Regions from separate parts of the Homo sapiens genome. Here region 1 is linked to region 2. Evidence: chromatin contacts called from ENCODE Hi-C or POLR2A ChIA-PET data. All regions are on one chromosome and are shown on one strand. Each heading gives the region's core, a stretch centred on a gene start or an enhancer-like site at or near the end of the contact. The rest is flanking DNA. Distances are from core to core; before and after follow the strand shown. Region 1 holds the start of NRARP (NOTCH regulated ankyrin repeat protein). Region 2 holds the start of NPDC1 (neural proliferation, differentiation and control 1).

Region 1 (5,050 bases), core at 2,060-4,559, 260 kb before region 2:
CTCTGCGGCGTCCATCCCAGGCCCAGGCTTTGGTGGGGGTGAGGCTCTCTGCCCAGTTCCCATCCTGGTCCAGGTGCTGGAAGCACGCCTCGGTCACTGGGGTCAGCACCCATCAGGCTGCTTCCTGGGCTAGGGGACAGACACCAGGCTGACCGGGTGGCCGAGGCTGCCAGTGCCAGGCCATGCCTTGAGCAGCCATCCCGGCGGGCAGGAGCCACCGGTTGCAGGGATTGTCTGCGGCAGTTCCTGCCCGGGCGTCCTTCCTCCGCCGCGGCCTGTGCTGGCCCGGGCTGAGTGTTTGTTATTTGATCTCGATCCTCTCAGCCCTTCTACCAGGTGTCTGGGCTGCTGGGAAGAAACACTCTCCTCTTTCCCACGCTCCCGACACATTTTAATGAATTAGCTGGAAGCCCCGCCCCCACTGCCCGCCACCCTCCCTCCCTGCTTAGCGCCTTTAAGGTGGCCGCAGGCCTCGGCCCAGCTCTGGCCAGCTGCCCCTTCTGCGCTGTCCTCCCTGGGCCCTCCCAGGCGGGCCGGCCACCCCGCACAGACCTCCCTCCCCATGTTGCCCACTGCTCTGAGCCTCCAGGGAAGGAAGGAAAGGGGGTGCATGCAAAGAGAAGGGGCCCCACCATTGCCTTCTGGGGGCAGGTGGGTTACAGGCAGGGCACCCCCGGGGCCAGCATCCTCAGGACAGGCAGGGGAGGAAGGACAGGGCCCAGCTGCACAGTCGGAGCTGAGCCTGTTGCCAGGTCCCAGGGCAGGGCCTCCCAGACAGCAGAAGGCTCCAAGCAACACCGGCAAACACCAGGGGGTCCTCTCGAGCACAAGTACTGGGTGGCTGGAGGTGGACCCCCGTGTCCCAGCATTTGGAACAGATGTCCACCTTTTGGATGTCCCTCAGCAAACATTCGGGAAGTGCTGACTCAGAGCTGTTGCCCCCCCGGCCCCTCCCCCCTTCCCATCCTCAAATGGAGCAGCTTCAGGGCCGTGGGTGTGCCCAGGGGAGCTGGGAGCCACGGTGGAGGAGCAGGAGCCAGGGCCACTCAGCGAACTCCCTGTGGGCAGTGTGGTGTGGCCAGCCTCTGAGTCCCACAGATGAGCCTGGGTACCTGCCTTGGGCCACAGCCACACTGCCGTGGCAGGCCCCACCACCTCTGCCTGACCCCGCTCTGGACCCCGGGCAGGGGGTAGGTTCCCGCCCTGCAGGGCCGCCACACCAGCCTCACTGTGCCTGCCGGGGCGCCCGCACCGCCTGGCCCTCGCCAGGGGCCGCTGCCGATTTCACGCCCGTGGCGGGGCCCCGCGTTCCCACACCGAGCTCACACAGGGCCCCTTTGTTTGCCGCCGCCACGGATGCCGACGGCACTTTCTCCCAGGCCCTGCTCCTGGCCCACAGCATAGCCAAATGCCTTCTCCAGGCCCGGCTTGAGCCCACCTGGGCTTCGGCCTGTTTGCAAACCACCCACCCTCCAGGGGAGGCCCTGTGCCTGTTGAGCACCAAGGGCTCTGCCCACCCCCCAGTCATGCCCTCTGCCTCTTGCCAGTCTAGCCTGGCTGGGCCCTGGGCATATGCACAAAATCCATCAATGCCCAGGACAGAGCTCCTGCCCTCCTGACAGTGAGCTCAGAGCACCCTGCACACCCAGCCCTGGTCTGAGGTCCAGAGACACAGCCAGCACCAGGGACCAGCAGGCAGCCCAGCGGCTCCCCCTCCTTAAGAGGCCAAAGGTGCCCAGCAGAGCACGGCAGGCCAGGCCATGCCATCCCTGCCCCGGGCCTGGGCTCCACAGCGCCCATCTCTGTTCTGCTGGGGGCCTACTCCGGGACTCCACTGTGTCCTCACCTGCATATTGGGGAGCACCCCTCCACCCTCCGTGGCCCCCTTGAGAGCTCCTGGGAGAAGCAGTGAGGCCCAAAGGAGAGAGCTGAACAGAACCAGCGGGATCACGGCCCCAGGAAGACCAGAGCGAGCTCTGAGCTGTGCCTTTGAGGGACAGAGGTTCCCAGCCCACCAGGAGGACCCCAGGGCCTCAGGACCCTGCTCCGGTCAGCCAGGGTCTGTCCCGAAGGGAGCCTGCCCAGTTTTTCCTGCCAGTATGGGCACAGCATGGGGTGGGGACACACCCCTGTGGGGAGCCGGATGTGGGGACATGGAGCTGGTGGGCGGAAGCCTCCTCAGACAAGGCCTGGCATGGGGGTCTCCCCAGCCCGAGCTCAGAGCTGCCTGCGCGGAATTCCCGGCTTGGCTTCAGAAGGAATTCAAGCCCCAGCCTGCCTGGCCTCCTGCTCCGCGCCTGAGAATCACTCCTCCTTAATTTCCAACGACCACAGCGAGTTGTAAACTGTAAAACTCTAATGAGGAAATGCGCTGTGCTTCCCCTGCTAGTGCCTCCCGGTCAATTGTTAGAGTGGTCAATAAAAATGGGTTTTACAGTTTGGAAGCCAGGCGTTTCAGAATTCCCTTCTGGCCCTGGCGCCACACCTAGCCCTGCTCACCTGGGCAGGACCTATGTGTCCCGCATGCTGGTGCGTGGGCAGCAGAGGGAGGCAGGCCGCGGTCCCGACCCTCCCGCTGCGCCCCGGCCCGGGGCTTCCTCCCGAGAGGACAGCGGAACCCCCTTCACCGCCAGGCGATAGAAGCCGCGGTGGCCGGCCGGAGGCCCCTCGCATCAGTACGGTTGGGGCACACATAGGCTGAGCCGGCGGCCATGAGGCTGCCCGCGCGCGGGAAGGACCCGCGTGGCTGAAGGCCCCACGTCAGGGCCTGGAGTTGCCACCCGCGTGGACGGTGAGCCCGGAGGCGCGGGCTGGCCGGGGTCGCCGCGCGCCTCTCCGCTCAGAGGGGTCTCTCCTTCGCCACGGGCCTGAGATGCCCGCGAACCCCCTGCCCGGGAGAGGCCGCCCTCGGGGCCACCTGGCGGTCGCGCTCGGGTACCGGGCAAGGCCTGGGTCTGGCTGCTGAGGGAGCTTGGAATTCCCCGGGTGGCCGGAGGGAGAAGGGGCGGGACGACCGCAAAGAGACGCGGAGCGCCCGGGGGGCGCGCGGACGGCGGCGGCGACGGAGCTGGACCCCCCCGGCGGCCACCTGGCCTCCCCCGCCCAGGCGCTGCCGGCGACCAGCGCCCCCTGCCGCGAAGCGCGCCGCCGCCGGGACCCGCCCCCGGACCCCTGCGCACGGCACCGCCCACGCCCCGCCCCCATGTGGGCGCGGCCCAATCCCGGGGCCGCCGGCGCGCGCGTCACGGGCTGCCATTGTTATGCAAATATAAAGAAGGTAAAAGGCGCCCCGGCGCGGCGGGCGAGCTAGTGCTGCGGCGCGTGGGGAGGCGCCTTGGGACCGCGTGGGAGCCGCAGCCGAACCGAGTAGGGACCGGGACCGCGCGGCGCCGCCGTCCCCGGCCGGGCCCGGCCCCCGCGAGCCGAGCGCGCGCCCCCGTCGCCCACCCGGGCGCGGCTGGATGCGGCGGGGTCCCCGCGGCGGCGACCCCCGGCCCCGAGCGCCCGGAGCGCCCAGAGGCGGCGTGCGGGGCCCGGGGACGCCGCGCCCTCCATGCGCCGAGGCGCGCCCCGAGACAGCCGGGGGCCCGCGCCGCAGCCGCCGCCCGCGCTGAGCCCCGGCCCGGCCCGCGGCCCGCGCCCGGCGGCAGCATGAGCCAGGCCGAGCTGTCCACCTGCTCCGCGCCGCAGACGCAGCGCATCTTCCAGGAGGCTGTGCGCAAGGGCAACACGCAGGAGCTGCAGTCGCTGCTGCAGAACATGACCAACTGCGAGTTCAACGTGAACTCGTTCGGGCCCGAGGGCCAGACGGCGCTGCACCAGTCGGTCATCGACGGCAACCTGGAGCTCGTGAAGCTGCTGGTCAAGTTCGGCGCCGACATCCGCCTGGCCAACCGCGACGGCTGGAGCGCGCTGCACATCGCCGCGTTCGGTGGCCACCAGGACATCGTGCTCTATCTCATCACCAAGGCGAAGTACGCGGCCAGCGGCCGGTGATGCCCGCCGGGACCCCGGACCCCGGCCCTGCGCCCGCGTCGTCTCTGCTGTACCTTCCCGCCAACTACCTCGGTGCGCGCCCGGCTCGCAGGCCCCGCCAGAAGGCCCGTGGCCACGGCGAATACGGCGCGTGCGTCCCGGCCCCAGGGTCCGGCAGCCCCGCCGGCCGAGCGCCTCCCTGCGGCCTAGCCGGGCCCGGCCGGGCCGGAGCAGCTTCCCACGGCCCCCACCCGCTCGCCTGCCCGCCGCCTCGCGGGTGGGGGCGGGGCGCGGGCTCCAGCCCCTTTTGAAATTTGAGTCTCGCAACCAGCAAGTTCGGAATCCCGAGATACCGGATCCTCTGCGCAAAATGTTTTCTCCCGAAGGTGAAAGGCGGGCGGCGGGAGCCGAAGGCGGACTCGGAGCGCTCCGCCGCCGCCTTCAGGACCCGCCCGCAGGCCCGGGACGCGCCGATGCCGGCTGCAGCCGAGGAGCAGCCCCGAGGTCCGAGGTCCGCGCCGCTGGCGCGCGGCCGAGGAGACGCTCGGCTGTTCGCTGTTGCTGGTGTTCTAAACTATTTATCTTGTGTGTGTACATTTGTGGGTGGAGTTTGTGCGCCTGGTTTTTTTGTTTGGAAAACACTGCGTGGTCAATGTGGTTATGGGGGGGAGTGATGCATTTTTTTCTAGTCTTAAAACTAAAAACTTGAGTCTACCATTTCTTGGTTGCACTGAAAATACCGCCCAGCCTGATGGTGTTCCCGTGCTGTCCCTCCCCCTTCCCTTCTCCCCGCGTCTACCTCCCCACCCCGTTCTGTTCCCCCTCCCTCCTTCTCCCTCTCCCTCAAATCCGTGAGTTTTGGAAGCCCCAGGGCCTCTCTCCCCCGCCCCTCCTGGATGAGGCCACCATCCCCCAAACCGGCTTGTTTTGCAGTTTCCCCAGGATCCTGGAAGCTCGCTGGCGCTCGAGGGTGGCGGGGACACGGGGGGGTGGGTGAAGGTTCGTTACCTTTTCTAGTGCGTTCTATCATAGTTAACGGTTGCACACTTTTTTAAAAAAAGTAAATGGATTTGCC
Region 2 (4,983 bases), core at 1,061-3,560:
TCTATCCCCCACCGCTCCACCCCACCACTGTCTTCTCCATCCTTCCACCCCACCCTCAGCGTCTCTGCCCCTAAGGCAGCCCAGGAAATAGGAACTGAGACTCTGGTACCCACAGGAGCCTGGGTGGGCAAAGAGCGCTCAATCCAGCTCCTTGAACCCCTCCAGCCCGCTTCAGCCTGGGCATCACTGCAGGCCCCGTGCTCCTCCTCCTCCTCCTCAGGGCTGGGTCTCCAGAGAGTGGGGCCTTGGTCCTGAGAATCAGCCCTTAGAGGCTCCTTCTGTGTAGTCTGGGTCTGTACTGGGGAGGGTCACAGCCCACGGGCTGGCAGCCAGCCCAGCACCTACTTGTAAAAATTTTGTAATAAAAAGTTTTTCCTAGAGACGTGAAAGGAGAGTGTCTGTGGGGTGGGGCATCCTTGCTGTGGCCTGTGCCCCCACCTTCCCGCTGTTCTAGCCGCACGGGCCTGCCCTTGGTCCTGAGGGTGGACACCATCCCTCCCTACTGCCTTCTGCTCTGGAGCCAGGCCTGGGGCACTGGCTGCTGCCCTGGTGTGCCGTGGCAGCCTAGAGTAGCTGCAGGATGGCTGGCCCGAGGGAATGTTCCTGGGCCCTTGAGTCTTCTCTGGCCAGCAGAGTTCCCCAAAACCATCACATCCAGATCTGCGTTGGTGACCAAGGCCAGACTGAAGGTTGGGTCCTGGTACAGTGAGCCTGGGGGTGAGGGTAGAGGTCAGGGAGGTGGCGGAGAGTGGGTGGCAGCCAGCCAGGCGGCTTCCTAGGGGGCAGTCAGTGCTGGTAGAGACTGGCGGGAGGGCAGGCCCACATCAGGAGGTGGCACAGGGGTGGGAGATGAGATCAGGACCAGGACCCATAGGCAGGAATCTTGCACAGAACCTGGCTGTGGAGCTGAGCCATGCAATGGCACAGGGCACCTTGCCCTTCTCACCTGGGACTGAGTGTCCTGCACCTCCAAAAGGCATCCTGCAGCCCCAGCCAGGCCCTGCAGCCCCTCCCCAAGCCAGTTTTCTCCAGGATGGGAAGGCCTGGTCTTGCCCACTCGCCTCCTCACCTTCCTGGGAAGTGAGCTTAGACACTGTCTCTATGCTCAGTGCCCTGGCGAGGAGGGTGGTGGTTCTTATTCTGCTCTTCCCTCCCCTCTTCACCATTTTTTTTTAAAGTCATTTGATAAACCTGAGGGCAGCCAGCCCCAGCTTTGGAGTTCTGAGACTGGAAGGACCAAGGGGACACCCCGGGTTGGAGGTCTCACTCTTGTTCTCTGAATGACTAGTCAAAGGAGGTTTCTAGTGGGATGGGGTGGGCGTGCTCTTGGGAGGCAACAGGTGAGGTGCAAGGGGGGCATCAGAGATGCCCGTTGTCAGCTGGGCACAGTGGCTCACGCCTGTAATCCCAGCACTTTGGGAGGCTGAGGCTGGCGTATCACCTGAGGTCAGGAGTTCAAGACCAGCTGAGGCAACATGGTGAAACCCCGTCTGTACTAAGAATACAAAAATTAGCCCAGCATGGTGGCACGCGCCTGTAATCCCAGCTACTCAGGAGGCAGAGGCACGAGAATCACTTGAACCCGAGAGGTGGAGGTTGCAGTGGGCCGAAATGGCACCACTGCACTCCAGGCTAGGCGACAGAGACGCTGTCTCAAAGAAAAAAAAAAAAAAAGATGCCCATTGTCCTGAGGGAGCTAAAGGGCTGTCACCTGGGGACCCTGAACACCTTGGACAGCTCCCAGCTCCGGTCCTCAGTGGCTCCGGATCACTCTTGCCCCCTGGTGGCCTCACTGAGCGCGGCCGCCGCGGCTCCAGCCAAAGCTGCAGTCGGGGCCGGGGCCGTTCTGTGTTCCTGTATTTGCTTTTCCCGCGAGTGGGGGTGCCCCTGCCTCTGTGGGCACACCTGTGCCTTCCTGTGCACCTGCCCAGCTCGTGAGCACCTGTCTGCGTGCGCCCGGCGCTCCTGTGTCTCTGTGCGCTCGCGAGGCTAGGCCCACACAGGTCCTCTGCCCCATCGCGGGTGCGGGTGAGGGGCTCGGAGTCCTACCGGGAAGAGGCCAGAAGGGAGCGCATCCTGGAGAAGCCCACCCGCGGCCCAAACCCAGCCGGACTTCTGGGAACCGCACCGGCCCCAGAGACCGCAGGTGCCGAGACACCCTGAGGCCGAGAGAGGTCCAGCGAGGCCCGGAGAGGGGACCAGAACTGGAGCAGGGGGAGGGGGCGCAGTCTGGAGCCGCCCTCCCGCCCCCTCAGGTGGAGCGCGCAGGCGCAGTCTCCGCGTGCGCGCCTCGCCGGCGCCTCCATCCCGGATCCTTGCTGCAGCGTCAGCGCCGCCGCCCGTGCCTTTCCTCTTCCTCCTCCTCCTCCTTGGCATCCGCCTCTTCTTCCTCCTGCGTCCTCCCCCGCTGCCTCCGCTGCTCCCGACGCGGAGCCCGGAGCCCGCGCCGAGCCCCTGGCCTCGCGGTGCCATGCTGCCCCGGCGGCGGCGCTGAAGGATGGCGACGCCGCTGCCTCCGCCCTCCCCGCGGCACCTGCGGCTGCTGCGGCTGCTGCTCTCCGGCCTCGTCCTCGGCGCCGCCCTGCGTGGAGCCGCCGCCGGCCACCCGGGTGAGCGAGCGCGCTGGGCGCAGGCCGCGGGGCGCCCCGGGGCCGGGATCGCCGGGCGGGGACCGGGTTGCCGGGCGCCGCCGCCCTCGTCCTGCCCAGGCCCGCAGGCCCTGCAGGCCTGGTCCGCTGGTGGCGGGGGCCCCGCCTCGCCCACGATGGAATAAACAGGCCTGGCCGGAGGGCGCAGCGCGGAGCCTCCAAAAGGCCGCGCCGGATGGGGCTTCTGCCGGTTCCCAGAGGCGTACCTTACATTCATGGCTTCTTCCGCCGGGAGCGCGTCTGGCTCAGGCCTCCGCGCCGCGGCCATCTGGCTCTGGGCGGGCCCGCCGGGAGTCTGCCTGTGTGCGTCTCTGTGTCTCCGTGTTCGGGGCTCCTGCGGGTGTGGGGCTGGCCCTGAGTGCCCGCCGGCTTCGCTGCCGGTGCGCGTCCCGGGGTCGGGGCCTCAGTGCTGCTCTGCCTGTCCTCACGCCTTGGGTGGCGCTGGGCACCGGCCTTGTGCGCCATGGTGGGCGCTGAAGTTCTGGGGGCACTTATGGCGCAGGCTCGGGGTGCTGTTCTAGCTTCAATAGGAGGGAGACTGTTGCAGCCTCAGAGCCTCCGCCTGCATCCCCTGCCCTCGAGGGCACTGGCATTCTGTCTTTGGGACTGAGGGCTGCAGGTGGACTCCGGAGGAGGGTGATAAGCCCAGGGTCCTGGGACACCCTCTCACCTGCACAGATGGGTCCTGAGGGTCCAGAGAGCAGAGCTCCCTGCAGGAACCCAGGATGCAAAGCTGACGTTTTTCTGGGGGGACTGAACTGGGAGACTTTGCGACTGCATTCGTACAGTACTCCTGGCAGCCCTGCAGAAGAGGTGCTGTGAGCCCGTTTTACAGGCAAGGAATCCGAGGCATGGAGAAGTTAAGTGGATTGTGGCACAGCTGAGGCGCTGTCCTGGGCAGCCTGGTTCTGTGTGTGTGGCCTCAAGGGGCCAGAGTGAGGCCGGCTTCCTCCTGGGCTCAGTGCCCCTGGATGGGAGGTGGGCATGAACAGGAGAGGCTTCCGAGAATCAGAGTGTGCTCAGCCAGGAAAGGCGGAGGCCACCTATTCAGGAAACGGGGCTGCAGCTGCTGTGCTGAGCCCGGGTGGGTGGCAGGTGCCAGTCCTCAGTTCACCGGCCTCTGCAGCTTCGTGTCTGCCTCACCGGGAGACCTGGCAGGGCCCTCCCTAGGCAACTCCTCCCATTCCCAGTGCCCAGTGCTTGGAAGGGAGGGCCCTCAGGCAGCCCAGACGTTGGCGGGTGGAGGGGGGTGTGCCAGCCACCGTCCAGCTGCTCTTGTTCCTGCGACCTCTTTTCAGGAGGAGGAAGTGGGGGATGGAGGCTCCTGGGCTGGGGAAAAGGGCTAGGAGGGGCCTGGAACCCAGACCCTAGAGCCAGCTTTGTACCTCAGGCCCCTGCCTTTGGCGTGGTGGACGGTGGGGTATCAGCACAGGAGCGGGGACTGCCTCACTCCCCAGGTGCCAAGTTGGCGGGTGGGCCCAGGTGGACCTGCTGGCACAGGTTTAATGTTTAACGTGCCCAAGTCCCGGCCCACTGATACTGGAGGCTGCTGCCCCAGGTTGTGGAGGGTGTGCGGTGCCTGGCGTTGGCTCCTGTGCCCACCTGCCACTGCGGCTGCTGGAACTGCCTTGAAGGAAGGCGGACAGCCTGAGGGCCCTGAGTGTCAGGTTACCAAGGAAACCAAACCAGCCAACCAAGGTCTGGAGAAGGATGATGCCCCGTGTGGCCCCCGTGGCCCTGCCTGCAGTGTGCAGTGTGGGGCTGGGCAGAGAGGAAGAGTCCTGGTTAGCCAGAGGTGCCACCGCAGACTCCCCAGGCAGGGTTGATGGCCCTGCTGGGGTTCCCCTGGCTCCACTGGCTTGCTGTGACTGGGGACATTCCTTAGCTTTGAGGCAACTCAGCTATATCCCAGAGGGGAAACTGAGGCAGAGGGCCATTGCCCCCTCGCCCCGTTCTCCAGCACCAGGATAAGACTGATTAGCCACATGTGTCAGCTGGCACCGTGGCCTGGGCCCCTCATCAGCGAGATGAAAGTGTGGTTAGGAACTAGGGAACTAGGGCCTGGCCTGCCATCCCCAGCACTGCCAACCTCGGCCTCCTGAGGCCCTCGGGTGCCACCTGGCCCCTGACTGCAGCCCCTGGTGTGGTGGCTTTGGGAGTGACCTGCCTGGGTTCTGTGTCTGAGGCCAGTGAGGTCAGCAGACTCCATCTTAGGTGTCCTCGGTGCCTGGGGGACAAGCCAGAGGCTGGAGGAGCAGCATCCCTTCCAGGCTGCACACTTGTCAGTGCCGGGTTCTGGGGAGAGCCGCACGGGAAGGAGAGGTCGCTGGCGGCA

Evidence for each region. A loop is a pair of places that touch in the nucleus more often than their neighbours do. ChIA-PET counts read pairs that join two places held with the same protein, here RNA polymerase II (POLR2A). Pooled maps may share reads with other maps.
Region 1: a pooled map shows a loop between it and region 2 (2.5-fold over the local background). The contact joins the promoter of NRARP here to the promoter of NPDC1 in region 2. A Hi-C loop is called at or near these places in 1 of 50 pooled maps. POLR2A ChIA-PET finds 5 or more read pairs at or near these places in 2 of 52 experiments (B cell and activated B cell).

The regions. Positions count from the first base shown.
Region 1 is chr9:137,300,530-137,305,579 of GRCh38, reverse strand. NRARP (NOTCH regulated ankyrin repeat protein) reads left to right here and starts at 3,309. Exons shown (of 1, transcript NM_001004354.3): 1 at 3,309-5,050. The coding sequence starts at 3,652. The coding sequence ends at 3,996. RefSeq lists silencers at 2,750-3,389, 4,072-4,151, 4,222-4,281, 4,402-4,451 and an enhancer at 3,092-4,010.
Region 2 is chr9:137,043,504-137,048,486 of GRCh38, reverse strand. NPDC1 (neural proliferation, differentiation and control 1) reads left to right here and starts at 2,310. Exons shown (of 9, transcript NM_015392.4): 1 at 2,310-2,609. The coding sequence starts at 2,498. It overlaps ENTPD2 (ectonucleoside triphosphate diphosphohydrolase 2), which reads left to right. Exons shown (of 9, transcript NM_203468.3): 9 at 1-380. RefSeq lists an enhancer at 1,576-2,245.